Regions from separate parts of the Homo sapiens genome. Here region 2 is linked to region 1. A link is a contact called in ENCODE Hi-C data. All regions are on one chromosome and are shown on one strand. The core of a region is the stretch at or near the end of the contact, and the rest is flanking DNA. Distances in the headings are between cores, read along the strand shown.

Region 1 (3,430 bases), core at 676-3,175:
CTTTCAGGGACACAGCCATCTTACTTCTTAGTTTGAAAAGTTGAATGAAAGTATTTTTTCCCTATTAGAAACATTTTAAAAGTAAGGATCTAAATGAAGTGACTACTAAGAATAAAGCCTGTCCAAATATACACCTTTTTTTATTATGTGGAAGGCAGGAATTTATTCAATGTTTCCTTCGGTTTTAACCAGAAACAAAAAGTACCTCATGCCTTCCAAAAATGCTCAAAGATAACGAGGAATTACACTGCCTCATCCTAATTCTCTCAAGCTTAAATTTCTTAATTACAGTTGTTTGCCAGCAGTTCTTTATTAGTATAGAGTCAGCTTCCAACAAAGGAGGAATCATTAGTGCAGCAAGATAGCTGGCCTCTTCGGGAGGAAACAGACAGCTGGAAGTCCACGACCAATTCTCAGTAAAGGGACACTGCATGGGTAGGAAAATGGTTGAAAGTAAACTTAGGTAGCTGAAAAGAGCCATGTCTGCCATGGCCTCGTGTTGAAGTTAGAGCAGAGCACACCTATTTATTCTGACAATTTAAGACCTCATTAACTAGACACTGCTTAGGGCAAATTAATTGTGTTGAAAGAGAAACACCCATCAATACATTTATTAAGTGTACCCCTATTATTAGAATCTTTATATTTTATATTCTGGGTAGGGTGGAGACAGCGAACTTGCTCTATAAATGATTAGTAAAGTGTTTTTTGTATATTTGAGTCAGACTAAAAAGTGTCCAAATATGTGCTAATGGTAACCCAGTCTCTAAAAATAAACTATGTGCCTGTTGCTTACAATGCTGGCTTCTTTGAGATCTATTTTACATGGTTTTTCCATGCCCAGAAAAAAAGAGGTGCGGCTCTTACTGCAAACACATTTGAAAATCTATCTGATGATTTTGTAGGGCCCAGAAAGCACCTAAACATGACTCACATATTACCAGCTTCAGAGCAACTGAAGCGATCGTAGCGATTGTTTTTTAACTCCCCACAGATGTTGGAAAATTACAAGGCTTGTGCTTCATAAAAATATCACTCTACCTACGCCTGGCTTCTGCCTTTATTTTAATGAATGAGAATGTGTAAAAATTTGGAATTGTGCATGTTTGAATTCCATAGGCAGTGATTAAGATTAACTAATTGATTGTGCAAAGCTTCAGAAAATTGAAACCAACTTGCTATATTTCATGGGCTTCTATCAAAACAAAATAAAGATTTGTTTGGCCTTTTTTTTTTTTTTTCATTTTCTGCTTTTATTGCCTCTTCTTTCTCCTTACATTTTATCAGAAGACAAATATTTTGGGGGCTTGAGGAGAACAGAAAAGGGCAAATTTCTCCATGTTATAACATTTTCTTATAGAATCTGACTCTGCAAAGCAGAGAAGTGATTCAGCTAACCTCCCTCAGGTTTTCTTTCCTAAATTTTATGCATGAGAAACTGATGCTCAGAAAGATGTTCACTGGTTATTCCCAGACCCAGAAAGCAAAGTCTATTTTCTTTATTCGAGCCATGTAACTACTACCAAAATTTTTCACTGAGTATAACCAAAACTAACTTCAGATGAGTTAAATCCAAAAGGAATTGTCAAAGTTTGTTGTATACTCACAGAATTTCCGGAAAAGCTGGAATGTTAGACTCTGAAAATGAGCAGGAACCACGAAAAGCTGAGTAGCAGGAACACGACCAAAATTATTCCTCAGGAAACGTTGGGATGGGCGTTATTGAGAGGTGACAGCGTGCTGGCAGTCCTCACAGCCCGCGCTCGCTCTCGGCGACTCCTCTGCCTGGGCTCCCACTTTGGCGGCACTTGAGGAGCCCTTCAGCCCACGGCTGCACTGTGGGAGCCCCTTTCTGGGCTGGCCAAGGCCAGAGTCCACTCCCTCAGCTTGCAGGGAGGTGTGGAGGGAGAGGCGCGAGCGGGAACCGGCGCTGCGCGCGGCGCTTGCGGGCCATCTGGAGTTCCGGGTGGGCGTGGGCTTGGCGGGCCCCGCCCCCGGAGCAGCGGGCGGGCCCCGCCGACCCCGGGCAATGAGGGGCTTAGCACCCGGGCCAGCGGCTGCGGAGGGTGTACTGGGTTCCCCGGCAGTGCCAGCCCACCGGCGCTGCGCTCGATTTCTCACCGGGCCTTACCTGCCTTCCCGCAGGGCAGGGCTCGGGACCGGCAGCCCGCCATGCCTGAGCCTCCCACCCCCTCCATGGGCTCCTGTGCGGCCCCGAGCCTCCCAGACAAGTGCCACCCCCTGCTCCACGGCGCCCAGTCCCATCGACCACCCAAGGGCTGAGGAGTGCGAGCGCACGGCGCGGGACTGGCAGGCAGCTCCACCTGCAGCTCCGGTGCGGGATCCACTGGGTGAAGCCAGCTGGGCTCCTGAGTCTGGTGGGGACGTGGAGAACCTTTATGTCTAGCTCCGGGATTGTAAATACACCAATCAGCACTCTGTATCTAGCTCAAGGTTTGTAAACACACCAATCAGCACCCTGTGTCTAGCTCAGGGTTTGTGAATGCACCAATCAACACTCTGTGTCTAGCTACTCTGGTGGGGCCTTGGAGAACCTTTGTGTCTAGCTCAGGGATTGTAAATACACCAATCTGCACTCTGTGTCTAGCTCAGAGTTTGTAAACACACCAATCAGCACCCTGTGTCTAGCTCAGGGTTTGTGAATGCACCAATCGACACTCTGCATCTAGCTACTCTGGTGGGGCCTTGGAGAACCTTTGCGTGGACACTCTGTATCTAGCTAATCTGGTGGGGACGTGTAGAACCTTTGTGTCTAGCTCAGGGATTGTAAACGCACCAAATCAGCGCCCTGTCAAAACAGACCACTGGGCTCTACCAATCAGCAGGATGTGGGTGGGGCCAGATAAGAGAATAAAAGCAGGTTGCCCCATCCAGCAGTGGCAACCCGCTCGGGTCCCCTTCCACACTGTGGAAGCTTTGTTCTTTCACTCTTTGCAATAAATCTTGCTGCTGCTCAGTCTTTGGGGCCGCACTGCCTTTATGAGCTGTGACACTCACCGCGAAGGTCTGCAGCTTCACTCCTGAGCCAGCGAGACCACAGAACCCACCAGAAGGAAGAAACTCCGAACACATCCGAACATCAGAAGGAACAAACTCCAGACGCAGATGCGCCACCTGAAGAGCTGTAACACTCACCGCGAGGGTCCGCGGCTTTATTCTCGAAGTCAGTGAGACCAAGAACCCACCAATTCCGGAAACATTATGGCCGCACTGCAGAATACCAGGTATTGCCCCTACCAACCCCGGACATTGCCTGTCATTAGCGCTGTCACCAGCACTGTTCAGACTCTGGAACTCTTGTCTCTGCTACCTGCACTGGGACAAAAATCTCCTTTGTCCCTGTATCTTTGCATCACTTGCTCTAGAGTGGATTTCCTGGCAGGTTATATGCCTTTATCCTCGGTACTGC
Region 2 (3,430 bases), core at 256-2,755, 540 kb after region 1:
GTTAATGAGATTTAAAAACTTTAAGGAGACTTTATTGGAAAGTGACTTAAATCCATATTAGTTTATTTCCTTCTTCCCTCCTTTCATCCCTTTTCCACCCTCTCTTCATTCTTTTGTTTTTTTCTGTTCTCCTCATAGGAATTTACAGAATGCTAATCTGCTAAGCACTGTGGTAGACAGATTAATCCACAAAAGTCTGTGCTCAAAGAATCCAGTGAAGAGTGGGCAAGATATACGTGTCAACAACTAGTTAAAATACAAACTGATAACTGATATGCTAAAAGACTGCCTAGTGTTATGGGAAAAGAGAAAGGCCACTGATTCCTAAGGAGAAATGGAAGAGAAGGAGCCCAGAAGATAGGTCTGTGTTGGAACACAAATTTCCCCAAATTCACAGTTTTTCCCCTGGTTTTCAGTGTCATGCAACTTTCTAAAGGCATTATCATGTTCATGAGGATAAGGAGAATATTACTATATGCCTTCTATAATTGCACAGTAACCAGACCTCAAGTTGGTTAAGACAAAATGTGACAATCACCCGCATTTTGGTCCTACAAACTCTAATGATACTGTGTCTTTAACTTGAATTGATTGGATGTGTTGGTATAATGTGGATATCTTTTGAAATTTGAAATTCTTTCATTTGTTATTATCAAGTTCTTACCCACCACATGCATATGTATATGAAGGAAATATTTTATATAAGAAAAATTATTGAAATAGTTGCCTCATTGCATTTTTTTCAAGACTCCAAAAGATAAAATCAATGTATTAGTTTATTTATTAGTCTTGTTTCAAAAACAAATAGATAAGGATGGACAAAGAAACTAGTTCTCCACAAAATTCAGAAATTTAGAACTCAATTTAGTCAGGTGTTTTTTTTTTTTTTTTTTTTTTGACAGAGTCTCGCTCTGTTGCCCAGGCTGGAGTGCAGTGGTGCTATCTAGGCTCATTGCAACCTCCACCTCCCGGACTACAGTGATTCTTCTGCCTCAGCCTGCTGGATAGCTGGGACTATAGGCACGTGCCACCACACCCGGCTAATTTTTGTATTTTTAGTAGAGACGGGATTTCACCATGTTGGCCAGACTGGTCTTGAACTCCTTACCTCAGGTGATCCACCCACCTCGGCCTCCCAAAGTGCTGGGATTACAGGTTTGAGCCACCACGCTAGTTATTAGTATTACCATTTTAAAAGTTTTCCTCCAGATTTGCTATCAGTATACAACAGACTGATTCTAATTTATGTTGTTTTCCTTCTCTTGCTCGCCCTCTGGTGGAGCTTCCTGTAACCCTAAAATGACGAAAACTGGGCAGTCACCGTTTTACTCGCGTCATCTCCCAAAATACAAATAACTTGCTCTCTAATGGTTCAAAACACTTGAACAAACTAATCGATTATTTTTTATTTTAAGAGTTTCTAAAAATAGCAAATTCTTAAATTACTAGAGCCCAACACTTTGGATTTTACAAAAAAATCTACTGATTACTTTAAGCTAAGTATGTGCTAGCACTAGACATACGCAGATGAAACGAGTAAGGTACTGTCGCTGCTCTGGTGGAGGCTGTGTTTCCCTTGGGGAGAAAGTCACAAGGCAGTAACATGTAAGACCTAGGAGTATTGAGGGGGTAGGGTGTTTGGTGGGGTCCAGCAGTAAATCCAGCTTGAGGTGATGTGAGAAGTTCTCCTGGAGGGGGTGCCAACAAGATGAGCAGCTGTATTTAGGAAAAGAGGAAGGAAGATTATCCCAGGCAGAGGAGGCCACCTTACTAAGGCACAGAGGAAACAAATACAAGACCTGAGTGGAAGGCATCAACAAAGTTGATACCATTATCACATAAAATGAGAGGCTGAGAGGGCCAGATGAAGACACTGATGCGATAGACTGGTATGGGATTATGGAGATCTGATGGGCCTCAATAGCGAGTTTACACTTTCAGGGGGCAGCTATGGACAGATGGATTATTCTGGTTGCTGCTGACAGAGGATTTGTGAAGGTAAAATTGCACGCAAGGAAACCAGCTGTTGGATAAAAGACAACATGGTGGCAAATTGGAATAATAAGTACAGGGACTGTATTACTTAGGGTCCTCTGGGAAATAGATGCCAAGATAGATCAAAAATGCAAGAGACTTAGTGGGGAAGGAGCCACAGAAATTAAAAGGAGATGTCAAACCGTCCTATAGACCTGACAACTGTGAAGGAAAGGGCACTAGGGTAGAAACATTTTCAAACTGAAGCACAATTCCAGGAAAGTTTCAGCCGGGTCAACAGTCTCCAAGCCAAAACAGCTCATTAAAGGAATCTTGATTTTTCTGTCATAGGTCTGCATTAATAGGAGTAGGTATTTGCAACACAACAACAAAGGGCAAATAAACCGAATTTATGAAGAATTTCTGGAAATATGTTTTTGAAAAGACTGACACCCCATTAGGAAAAAGGGCAAGGGGCTTATACAGGTACTTTATAAAAGAGGATATTCAACACAAGTTAAAAACCAAATGAAATGCCTCTACTCACTCCATCCCAATTGCCAAGATGAGAAAGTATCCATATCAGGTGTTGGTGAAGATGTGAAGTAAATGAAACACCATGTACTTCTGGGTAGAGATCAAATTGGTAAAACCACGTTATTAAAATATATTGGTGTTACTGAAGTTGAAGACCTATAACCTATGAGCTAGCAAATTCATTCTTAGATTTATATCCAACAGAAATGCCTGTATATGCACCAAAAGACTTGGACAAAAATGCTTATATTAGAATTAGAAACAGCTCCACATCAGAAACAACCCAAAAGTTCATCAAGAACACTTTGGTTCAAAAAATGGTTATATGTTCATAAAATTGAATAATACTAATCAAGGAAGAGGTATAAATCACAGCAAAAGGCAAAACTAAACCATAGTATTTAAAAATGTATACTCAGGGGTTAAACTGTAAAAGGAACCAAGATGTGAAATGTAATACAAAAGGGGCAATGAGGATTTTCTGAAACATGTTGGCAGTGTTCTATTTCTTTATCTGAGTGGTGGTTACATGAGTGCCCATCTTTCCATAATACATTAAACTGCACATTTGTATATGATATACTTTTTGTATTTCCTTGCTATGTTTTATAATGCAAAGATTTTTTAAAGGGACAAAATAAATATTTTCCCAAAAGGATAACTTATAAGATAAATTCAGAAGAAAATATTAATATTTCCTAACATGCAAGGCTTATGCTAGGAAACTAGGAGGTAATTTTTACAGATACCCATGGAAAATATACAGATTTTTTTTTCTGAAAAAATGAAACAAAATAATTTTTAAGTTGTAGAATTATTTTTCTTTTACTGAAAAGTTTCAGTAAATGAAAGATTAGTGTAGCAAGGAATATTTTGCATTAGATTATACTTAAAATTTATATGTAGCCAAGGGTAGGAA

What was found. A loop is a pair of places that touch in the nucleus more often than their neighbours do. Pooled maps may share reads with other maps.
Region 2: a map of ascending aorta shows a loop between it and region 1 (4-fold over the local background). The contact joins the enhancer-like site here to the promoter of AADACL2-AS1 in region 1. A Hi-C loop is called at or near these places in 2 of 168 maps with a recorded cell type or tissue (K562 and ascending aorta), 4 of 37 single-sample maps with no recorded cell type and 12 of 50 pooled maps.

What each region holds. Positions count from the first base shown.
Region 1 is chr3:151,926,250-151,929,679 of GRCh38, forward strand. It overlaps AADACL2-AS1 (AADACL2 antisense RNA 1), which reads right to left and starts at 1,926. Exons shown (of 3, transcript NR_110203.1): 1 at 1,608-1,926.
Region 2 is chr3:152,470,871-152,474,300 of GRCh38, forward strand. No RefSeq gene overlaps it. Among named protein-coding and RNA genes, the nearest start is that of MBNL1-AS1, 200 kb to the left of the region's middle. Within about 2 kb of position 1,506, at least 8 of the 41 ENCODE cell types and tissues checked have a DNase peak (open chromatin) inside an H3K27ac peak, as active enhancers do; they include ascending aorta, where a contact is called at or near this core.